Linked DNA regions of Homo sapiens: region 1 is linked to region 2. The links are chromatin loops, found by intact Hi-C in ENCODE. Cell type or tissue: heart right ventricle. All regions are shown on one strand. Each heading gives the region's core, and the rest is flanking DNA. Links, peaks and the distances in the headings are about the cores only.

Region 1 (4,000 bases), core at 1-4,000, 170 kb after region 2:
CCTATACTTACTAGTAGTGGCTTCTGTGTGGATAATTGAGTAACTGCATGTACTTACCAAGTTTAGACAAATGTTTGTGTGCGCAGCTGTAACTCCACCTTTTTCCTTTCTCACTGATGCATGCAGCCTTTCAACCTATGCCAAAATATTATGTTTAAACTTCGTAGTATTTACACTGAAAAGAAAAAACAAAGAGCAAGAGGGTCAAAGAGTGGCTGCATTGGAATTCAAGGGAGAAGAGCAGCAATTGGATGGTAGAGACATTGTTCTCTCCCTGCCTCTTTGCCTGCCTTCCATTGAGAAATAGGGGAAATACCATGTTGGATGGTTGTGATTTATTTTGTAAATGCGTATCAAAGGCAGAAAAATAAATTGGGCAAAAGTAAAAGTAAGGAGGAGAAAGAAATCACTTATTATAATTGGTGGGGGCGGGGGAGAAGGGGAAAGCACAGAAGTATATGGATGGAAAGAGCCATTTATGTCATGAGAAAAATGCAAAGAAGAAAGGAACTCAGACTTGCAGCCAGTAGTTTATTTGAAACCTACCTTTTTTGTCTTAAAATGACTACAGATTTTTATCAAAGATGTGTTTATTTGCCCCTCTGCCTCTTGTTCTCATTTCCACGGTTGTATTTTAAGAAAACAAGAAAGAAGTAAGAAAGGGGAAAAAATTTTTGGAATATTTTCCCCTGCAAAATTATAATTATCAGAATGTATTGCCTCCTGAAAAAGATTGCAGCAACAATATTTATTCTATCAAACTAAAATTTAGCATTACATTTTTTTAACATTGGAGAAAATAAGATAACTGTAAAACCACATTTTTAAAAATGTATCTGTGCTTCAGTATATGTTCTATTTAATTCCAGAAGATATTTTATTGTCATATATGTTGGTGGTAACATAAATTGTTGAGCATCAAAGTGATATAAAAATTTTTGTATTTCTCTAATAAGACTAGTAAATAATATGTATTGGTGAAATTTTTTTCTTTAGTTGGGAAAAAGAAAAATCTTATTCAGTATTATTTTGCCATCTTACGATTTATGTCATATGCTTTATTTCATAATTAATTAGTCTTGAAATGATGATATTTTGTCCTCTTCCACATACCATTGCCTCATTATTTGTATGCTTTCAAGTCATGTTTCAGAGGCTAAGTTAGTGTTGGGTTTAACTATAAATTTCTTTACATCTAGATATTAGTGCATTAGCTAAAAGTTTTATTTTCAGTTTCTTCAAGTTGGAGAATTCAGACACTTGTAATTTGAGCGCAAAGATCCCTCAAAGTTATGATTATTTTTCCAATACTTTTAGTTGTCTTTAAAGGAACTCACTTTCAAATCTTTTAAAACATTCCATTTTAAGTATGTTAGAAACAGCTTTAAAAAATTTTGTTCTTACATTTGCACTTGGATTTATGAGCTTATGTGATATTTAGCAATGTAAAAGTATAAATGACATAAACAGGTTTAGAAAAAATACAACTAACTGTTGTTAAGCATGTGACTTGACTAGTGGGAGTAGAAGCGTGGCCAATTGCTGATTGTGGGATGCTAGTGTTTTACAAAGGAAATGGAGAATTAGTTAATTCTGGCAAATCCGTCAGGCAGAAGTCATTTGATGAGCATACCTATTATGTAAATAACATAAATAGGATTTCTTTGAGGCAGTATTTTATATGTTAATTTATTTATCTTCAATTCATTCATCTCTGAGTGATTTTTAAGTTGGATTACTTTTTATAGAAATGGAAACTTTTAAATATAGACTTAGTATATCTTTGTTAGGAGACTTCTAATCTTTTCACCCAGAATAAATTGGTTAATTTTATATGGGAAGTCTGTGGGCTGTAGAGCCCAGACCACAGTATATTGAATCCCAGCCCTGAAATATAGTATCTAAGTAATCTTTGGAAGGACACATCTCAATTATTTGTAAAACGGGTATACAAGTGCTGCCTGCTACCACTGTATATAGGATTGTAGCTGTATTTTTCCTCTGTAATTTTCTTTATTTTCTGAACTTGTATTGTGAATGTATTGTATGTGTAACTAGAAAGATACATTAAACACATGTAATGTCAAAAACCTCAGTTAAGTGAGGGGAGCAAAAGAGGAGAAATGCATTGAACAGTCTGTTTTTAAAGGATTAATTGAGATAAGTTTTCTATGGCATATTCACCTTGGTTAGTATTAACTAGGAAGAATGACTTTATCATACTTAAGTCTTGATTGTATTTTTATATTGGTAGATTTCATTTTAGTATGTCACTTTTATTGGAAAGTTGTCCCTGATTTTTGCCATTGAAAAATATTTCTTCTGAGTTCACTTCTAAGATTTTATCATTTTCTACTCCTCTTCTTTTTGCAATATAATACTTTATATGTTCACATTTTTCCACATTCACATTTTTTAGTTTCCTTATAAATTTTATACATTGTAGTGGATAATGAATAACTTCTTTCTTTCCAGAATGTTTTAGTACTACTAATATTTTGTTCCCAAGGGAATAATTAATATGCTTAGAAAATTATGAACACCAAATTATGGTCCTGTACACTTCAGGAAATTGTTTAAGAAGAGCAAGGAAAAAAAACCCTTATGTTCAGAAGTTTGGGATAAAAGAAAGTAAATTGTTCTTATCAGGCCATTCAAAAACAAAGAGTCAGAAACAAAGGGAGAACAATTTAAAGGATTTTAATTGTGAATCTGCAAAGCAGCCATCTTACCTATTATAGTCAGTTTATTTGTTTACTTGGGTTTTTATTTCTCTGTTTATTTTTAGGATGTTTATAGAGTTCTTGTTTTTAACCATTCTTGAATTTTACTAGTTAAAGCTAGTGTTGCATAAAATTAAAAAAAAAACACACTCTTAATTTTTGCCTTTAAAAAATAATTAGAGGTACACTTTACCATGATTCTTTAAAAGCCTAATCAGATATGTACTATACTACCAAAGGACCTCTAATTTCTCAAAGGCAGAAATTGTGTCTTACCTCATCCACAATACAATAAGCACATCCTTGTACGGAACAAGGTCAATAAATATTTGTTGAATGAAATGTATCATATTGTAACATCTCCGAAAATTCAAGCATTTATTTATATTATGACCAACTAGAATGTTATGGAAAATAAAGCCAGATAATGTTTCTACAATTGTATTTACTTTTTCTCTAGATGTATTTTAAGACATTATTAAATTTTTTTTAAACAAAGCACTGTTTTTGTCCTTAAGTAATTAACATCAAAGGACAGAATGTTACCTGCCAACACTTGTAAAATTTTGCCCATTGACCTCATTTATCCCTTAAGAGGGAATTCTCCATCTAAGAGAAATCATAGGGCACAGTGGACAAAATGACTGGATAGATACACAGCCTACATTAAAGCTTTCCTTAGCTCTGCTCCTAAACTCATCATTAGGAAGGACTTGGAAATTTTTATTTATTGCCCTATATCACTTTTCCTAATTATAAAGTCAGAAGTAGTGAAAGATGAATAAAATAGTGTTACCATTTGATCATGTGATATTGTGACTCAGTAAAAATGATCATGTTACTGTAACACTGTTATGCTGATTATCTGCAACAAGGAATTAAATTCATCCTTACCTATAATAGGTGAAATGGGTCTTTTTCTGAATATACTATTTCTGGTATTCTCTTAAGTAACGTACAGCTCACAAAATGACTTTTTTTTCCTTTTAAAAAGTAATCTAAAAATAAAATGGCAAAAAAAAATTCAGGAACAATGTAGCTTAGTTCTATTTTTGGAGCATAAAAATGGAACTGCCTCCTCTTCTTCCAACATTCTGCCAGGTGTCTGTAGAAACAAATGCAAATTACCAACCTTTGTCTCTCAGTCAAAACACAGCTCCTTTTCCTCTGAGCAAGCTCATGTTGACCTCTTGGAATCCACTCACTTTCCTTCTTGTCAGATTCCATCTTCCTCATTTTGCTTTTGTTTGCACCTAGATTCTTTGCATAGCTGAATG
Region 2 (8,045 bases), core at 1,914-5,913:
TCTGCTGCACTAAGTAGGCAATAATTTGTAGATATTTTTTGATATATTCTTATCCAACAGTTTTTTAAAAGCTTATTTTATTATTATTATTTTTTTACAAAAAACCTCCTATATTTGACAAATAAACATTATCTAAAGGAAAAAAAAAGTAGATGGAATAAAGGAACCAAGCGCTTAACATCTGCAAGTAAAGTGCAGCTTATAGCAAAATACTATTGATTGGTTTGGAAGTAGAAAGCAAGTTTAAATACAATTTGTTTAATTACAACGAAAATGCAGTTTTATGAAGTAATATAGTTTGTCTTCACAGATAATTTTATGCATTGTCTGGTAGTAAGTAAAATCCCATCACACTTATATAAGTTTGTTCAATTACCAGAATGACTAAAAGAAAAAAAATCAATTTAGGTTGAAAAACAACAGAAATTAGATTACCTTGGTTTGTAGGAACTCGCCAGCAGTGTCTACATTGCTTAATAATATCAAAAGTTACCATGTTCACAGTGTAAGGATATTGGCGCCAGTTTTGATATGCATACATTTGTTTTCTTGGTGACTTTTGTTAGATGCAGAGTTTTTTCTTTCTGCTTTTCATTTTTGTTTTGTTTTTATGAAAGCTATTGCATGACATACGAGAAACTACTTCCACTGGCATATTCTCATTTATTTTAGAGGTTTGTTTTTAAGTAGTTGCTTTTCCATATTCCTTGGATTTATTATCAGTTGATATTTTAGATTAGTGAAATATCAGGTGTAATCTTAAGAATCAAAAGAAACCTACTCCATTATAAGATATAAATAGGTTATTATCAGCGACCAAAATACATTTTGGCAATTCTTACTACTGATTCTAGAATTACATTGAATTCTAAATCCCAAATTCCTGTGGCAATAAAGTAGCATGGGATTCATCGTAGCAGATAGCTGGGCACCTGTTTTATTACCACCTTGATTAATTCTGGCACCCAGATTTACGGAAGTGCAGGAACAAGCACAACCGCTACTCAAAGCCACCGGCTGTTTTTAGGTCATGAAGTCAACTTCCTGGAATTTCTAGGGAAAATAGTTGAAAGGGGAGGACAAATGTCACTTTAAATAGAGATGTTTAAATCAGATTTCTGCCTGAGGGTAAAGTTTAGGTCTGTTTTAGCCCAGATGTAATGTCTCCCTCTACAGAGCACAGCATTAATCACGACCTGACAAGAAAACGTATGCTGAGCAAAACGTGGCCCCTGTTGGTTTTGTCATTGATTTTTCCAATCTGTGAGGAGTACATTATAATCATTAAAATTCAGACACAGGGATTACACCTTAATCTTTGAATTTCAGTGTTGAAATTAGTTATCTTAAAAGAAGCCTATTTAAGGCTAAAAAGTCTTTGGAGGACTTTTTTTGCGGTAGATTTAGTACTTTAATAAAAACAGAAATATATTGTTAAAAATTGGGTAGGTTAGGCAGATGTTAACTTCCTGAAATATGTGACCAAGTCTTAATTCTGTTTTAAAATGCATTAAGTAACATTTATATATATTTTTAAATCTGATAAAAAAAGAGATGGAGATAAAAATGAACTATTAGTTCTTGGCTATGAGAGATGGGAGAAGTTGAAAAGATGGTTAACTTTAGACTTAGCATCAATTCAAGCACATGTTAATTTGTTAGAACAAAACCAGATACAATCCTGTCTTTTTTTCTGAATGAATAAGAAAAATCTTCAGCCATCATACTAGCGAAGAAGGATGCACCATGAGGTTCCTAATAAAAATGGGCTTAATTTTGCTATTTTCAATTGTTAGGTAGTACTTGTTAACCCCTTTCTTGGTCACACATATGTACATACATAAACACACATTTTATAGTCTGTTTCTCTGTATATATCAATACTTGTTGTTTATTGTTGGCTAAAAATTAGGAAGTTCAAAATGTAAAATATGTATGATTAAGATATCTCTTTTAAAACTGATTTTGAAAATGGTATGACATAAATATCTGTTTTGCTGTCAAATATATCTATATCTCCTGCCTGTGGACTGAGAAATGCTTGTACTATCCACACTTTGCCTCCTTTTATAGGTATTTTTACATCAGTCCACACCTCAAGCTAGTTATTACTCTGGATTTAGATGACAGCATAATCTAACCTCAATTACTGTCAAAAATGGCACTTGACTGCTGGGGGTGGGTTAGGTGACCTTGTTTTGACTAATGCTTTCTCTTGAAGATGATAGTAAATAGTGTCTATTTATAGAGCGAACAAAAGAGAATTCTGTTTTCTTCATAAAGTAAGTTCTAATTCTAATCATTTATTCTTAACATTGTAAGTACTATGACAGCAGTTCTCCATATAATGGGCAAACCATTACAAGATTTTAGATAAAATTTTTAGTTGATACAATATTTCTGTTTTATGCAGACTACGTTTACTTAATCAGTTTTCAGCTTCAATTTACATAACAAATAATCATGTTTAAAATGAGTTTCCCTGTGTCTTTACTTTGAAGCAAAGTATTTCTATGTGGAATTATTACTCCTTTATTAAACTGGTTACCATCCATACGGAAATTTTCTCTGCATTAAAAGCCTACCATTTTATAGTGTTTGCTACTGTGGTTATTGATTAGAAATTACAGAACACATTTCTTATGTACCATTTTCTCCACTCATCTTTGTGTTCTTAATGTCAGGATGCTTATGGCGTATTTTAGTTCTTACAATTCCTGACTTTCCTATGGTTAAAATCTAAGACATTTTGGGAAACATTAATTTTGATAATATTCTATGCTTATGTATTTTTGTCCTAGTAATTGTACATTTTTTTTTAGTTTGATGAAGGCTTAATGTATTAAATGACAGAAGATATACTGAAGATTCGTGTACTGAAAATAATACATCTCTCCAATATTAAAGAGATGAGCATAATTCTAAAACACGTCACTTTGCCTCATATGCGTCGACAAATAAAAATTACACTAAAATTATAATGTCCTAGACATGTTCACTTTTACTAAGGACATATAACTTTTTTGCGCTTTTCAGAGTTCTCTCTGTCACAAAGAAGACAATGTTTGAATATTAGGTGCTTCCTCTTGATAGCTCAATAGATGAATAAATAGGAATGTTCTCCCACTTTGCTTTTTCTACTACAAGTGCTATGATACCCATAGCCTGCACGGAAATGACTTTTCATATTGTTACGGGTTTTAAACTAGATCTACAGCCTGAATATCTAAAAATGTACATGAAACAAAATTTGATTACTTTTTCTTAAGCAGAAAACCCCACAAAAAACACTGCTGATTTGCTGTTGCTGTTCCTCTTACCTCATTTGTTTCATTGGGAAAAGATATAACTGATACCTCAGTATGATATTTCTGTATGTTTTAGCATATCTTATAATTTTCCTTTGTTCAATAAGAACCTTAGTTTTAAAAAGTCACTTCTTATAAGCCTGTCAGTTCATTTCTAGGTAAGTCAAACTGGCTTTGCCTCAGATTTCCAGTCAGTATTTACATGTTATCAAGGTGATATGTTTATGTTGGAACCGAGACATTTTAAGGGAGAGAGGGGCATCAGCGTTCTGCAGCAACACGTTTTTTATAACACGTTGCCCCCGAGACTTAGAAACTGTTCTTAACTTTCTGTTTTTTGCTCCCTTGGCAGAGATACATCACATCATATCTCTGTATACTTGTGGAAAGGAATATGGCAGAAGAGCACATTGTGTAAACAAATCTAAAACAAATTCTGAAAACATATTACAGAAGGGTAAAGAGCATTTTGCAACCCAGATCAGTTTTTTTTTAATTGAAATGAAAATAGATTTTTCATAAATACTCTCCAGGTGTAAATTTTAGAATTATTCAGAATAAGAAGAAAATACAGTTAGCACTGCATTCATTTAAAATTGATCTTTTATCTTTGATTTTAAATTGATCCTAAGATGCTACCTTTGTTTACTTTGTGTTCAGAAAATGAATCAGATAAATGAGCCGGGCAGCTTTTTTTTTTTGGAGTGGTCTATCATTTCAGGCTGGTGCTGTGTAAGCAAGGTAATGTTTTCTTTTTCCTTGAAATACACTGTCTGAGTATGTCTTGGGTGACTTTGTGAAAAGTTTGTGTATCCTGTCTGCTCAAGTTGCCATCTTAACCAGGATGGAGGGCAAGAATAATCATGTTGAACCACAGATTTTCAAGAGCAATTATTTTAATCAGGTAATTGGTAAGGAAGAGAGAAAAATGCTGGATAGTAGAGTAGTATTTCTATAAAATGGTGACTTGCATTTTTACTAAGGTAACTGCCCACGTTTCAAATATTTTTGCTAAACCTTGTTATTACCTGCAGAGGGAGCTTTTATATGCGATGAAATAATCAAAGCAGTATAAATTGACATTTCCCTTTGAAAGTTATGTTTTATTAAAATATTTTTTATTTTTGTTTGAAAAAATTGTTCTAAAGAAAGTAAGGCATTTTGAGATGAGCCAAATTATAGTGCAACTTAATGTACTAAAGGCCTTGTGTTTATCATTTCCTTTATTCATAGATTACAAATGTGCCTTATCATTTCCTTTATTCACAGATTACAAATGTGCCTTATTATATTTTTGATTAAAAATAACTTAAAATATAATAAAGATACCAGATCCATTTTGAGATTATAATTTTTTATTTATGATTGTCTAAAGCTCAGGGAGAATGACTGCAGAACTGTCTTGTTTAAATGCATAGTAGTTGTTACAAGAGAGATCCCAGCTTTTTAGGTAATTTTCCAGATATGTAACATATTATTAAATGACCACTAAACATATCAAAGTGTATTACATTCCTCTACATTTAATTAATAGACCAGATTAGATGAGTTGCATATGTGCTTTTCTAAACAGAAAAACGATCGCTTTGGCTTAATGACTTTTACTTGCAATAATGGACATGAGTTCAATGACATTAAAACACGGGAACTACTAATAAGGACCTACTATTACATGATTTAGAAAACTGCTGACTAACTTGGGAAAAAAATGAATGCAGGCAGAATAGACAGTACTTGATTGAAACCTGAATTCTGTTTATGACTCTGTGCCAGCTGAATTTCTAAGGAATTGTAAGCCAGATACTTAGGGAAGTACTTGAGAGTTTTTCATTCGGGTGTTTAGGTAAGCAGGATGATAAGCTTTTAGAGGCATTTGGATATTTTTTAGTGAGTAGAATTTTTCATATTTCCTGCATACACTTATTTGTGCCAGGAAATTTAATGATAGGATATTATATTACATTTTATTAAAAAATCAATTCCAGTCTTTTCATTTTTCCATTTTGGTATAGTAACATTATTTTAGAATTTGCTTGTTGGTTGGTAAAAAATAGAAAGGTTATTATCCATTATGTATCTTTGGAAAGAGATGTAATAGTTCATTTCTCTTATTTTATCAAGTAATAATATGACAAAAATATTTATTTTGCATTTTAAAAAGCTTCGTTTCTTAATGAAATTCCTTGTTTCAGATTTATTATTTTAGTAGCTAATCTTTACTAATGTGAAAAGTCACATTGTTACTGTGACAAAGAATAATCCTCTAAGTAAGGAAACTTGTTTAATAAAGAGATTTGTGGTACTGGTATGGGCTTTTTTATAAGTAGTATTCTCTCAGCGTGGCCCCGTATTATCTTAACAAGTGTGTGCCACATTTATACAGAGCATTTTTATAATGGGGTAAGAATATTAGCAACAGCAATTATATTTCAATAGGATTAAGATGGTATGTTTTACAAAAGTATACAAATGCTTCTTTTCCATACAATTATTGGTAGATACTCTTTACTGCCAAATTTATGTCATTGTCTTAAATAATATAAAAAGATATTTCTTATCGTAGCTGGTTTTTAATATAATAGGCACTGCAAAATGGGATCTGATGTTATAGTTCATTACCTTTTTTCCCCCTAATACTAAAACCTCCTTCACAGTGAGGTAAGGGTTACTGGAGATTTCATTCCAGGAAAATGGTTATGTGAGGCACAGTAACTGTCATAGAGTGCATAACTTCTGTGAGGTTACTGGAAAGGCACAGCTAGGGTAAGTTCTACCTGTTTTGTCTTAAATTTGAAGGTAGACTACTGAGCGATTTTTAAAATACTGAAATCTGAATCCATTGAAAAGAAATTGTACTGAAAAGTTAATCAAATTAATTGTTCTCATAAAAGTATTATTGGTATTTTATTAGGGATGTTTATGACAAGGAAATAGATTGGTAACTGGTTTTCGGTTTAAAGTAACCATGATCTTGGTAAATTATCAAAGAAAATTTTATCACATATTCTTGAATTAATAATAAAAAAATACGAATTTATGATAAAACATTCTCTGCTCCTTTGTATATACATTATTTAAGCATAGATGTGTATATATTAATTGTTCTTGCATCTGTGTGAGCAGACTGGTTTTTAAAATAATAAGCTATTATGAATAGTATATATTATGAAGAATAGTCCTTCAAGTGAGAGTATTATGTATTAAGAGGGTAGATTTGAAATAATATTTTAAATATAAATTTTATAAGAATGGGAGTCAAATATTTGAACATGTTAAACATTTTAAGTGGAAGTTACCAAAGAATATGATAAACCCTAAATAAGATTAGAAAATTTATATATGTGTATGAAGAGTCTAGAATGCAAAATTATAAACCTGCATGTTTTAATAACTGTATTGGAAAAAAATATTTTAAATTGCTCTTGTTATTCCCAGGATTTAGAAATTAATATTTTTATTTTAGGAACAAAAATAAACAATATTAGTGTCATTTTGCCTGTTGTATGTTTCAAAGCCATTTCTTTTGCCTATTTAATAAAGATTTTCTCAAATTGAAATCTTAACAAAGGTATAAAAAATACTTTTTATTATCTACACTGAATGTAGTAGATTTTGTGGTGTTCAGGTAATGTTGTTAATTCAAAGCTGTGCTAAAGAGAAATGTTAAAATCTTAGAATATCAAGTTTGTTATTTTAAAATGAGAATAAATCATAAAATTTTATACATTTTCTTCAAAAATTTAAACACAGTAGCATTACCTTTATTTAAAAATAAACACAACATCTAAGGAAATCCCTAAAATTCAGAACAAAAACACTCATGCTTTCTACTCATGGGTAACTTTGTCTCTAATATTTGTGTGTTATACATTTTAATAGGAATATGATTGCTAAAACTATTTTTTTTGAGATACATGTTTAAGAAGGGAAAAAACCCATTTGTTAAAATTACTTAATCACTGAGTTTTTATGTCATGGTTTAGAAAATTTATTAATTTTTAGTGCTCTTTAAATCAGATTGTTGGTTTAAAAGATACTGTTATTTTGACCAAATATAAGTCAAAGCGGAAAGGTAGTTGTTAATACTCGTGTCAGAGGCCTTAACTAAAAAGTTAGCTATGTTCAAGGAAAAGACTTAGTCCAACATTTTACTATTTGACAGAGCATCATGCTGTGTTATCTCTTAGTAGTAGTTAGTGGCCCACAGTAGCTTTGGCTAATGCAAAAATACCTGTACTTTTGAAAGTATTTGAATTTCACCTCGAGAAAATCTTTGTTTCATCTCGTTGCTCTGTAGGATTCAGATAACAGCTACAACACAGTAAGGTATTCAAGAATACATTCCAAAAGCACTTTTCTATCATTGTATTCTCTGTAAGAATTAGGGTTGATTCTCATCAGAGTCTTTATTAGTATTATTACTGCTTAAAATATTTTATAGAATTATGGTGACAGTTTGTACAAATAGGGTGACATAGAATTATAATGAACTTGATAGTCAAACATAACCTTTACCTACTTTAATACTGTAGTTACTCCCTCATACCTCATGTGTTTTATTTTTTACTAATTTTCTTATATTGTGTTACTAATAAGAAGTACCTAAGTCCTCTGACATTTCAGCTTGGAAACCTGTCATTGGTTTCTTAAAATTAGAATAGATTTAAAACAATGATTATTTAGGTTAATATTACATGATTAAAACATCCGATAACGAAGCATAAGTATCTTAGAATT

The links. A loop is a pair of places that touch in the nucleus more often than their neighbours do. Peaks named below come from ENCODE experiments on the same cell type or tissue, not always from the same donor. Only the 100,000 strongest peaks of a DNase experiment are listed, where the experiment ranks them.
Region 1: it touches region 2 in a loop (4-fold over the local background); 15 of 110 quality-filtered maps call a loop at or near these places.

What each region holds. Positions count from the first base shown.
Region 1 is chr1:81,975,220-81,979,219 of GRCh38, forward strand. The region is part of intron 17 of ADGRL2 (adhesion G protein-coupled receptor L2); the gene reads left to right. Among named protein-coding and RNA genes, the nearest start is that of ADGRL2, 180 kb to the left of the region's middle. In heart right ventricle, for the core only: no CTCF peak of the experiment used is centred there; no DNase peak of the experiment used is centred there.
Region 2 is chr1:81,807,875-81,815,919 of GRCh38, forward strand. The region is part of intron 1 of ADGRL2 (adhesion G protein-coupled receptor L2); the gene reads left to right. Among named protein-coding and RNA genes, the nearest start is that of ADGRL2, 11 kb to the left of the region's middle. In heart right ventricle, for the core only: a CTCF peak has its summit at 4,321 (motif pointing right); no DNase peak of the experiment used is centred there; H3K4me3 peaks cover 2,017 bases; H3K27ac peaks cover 2,996 bases.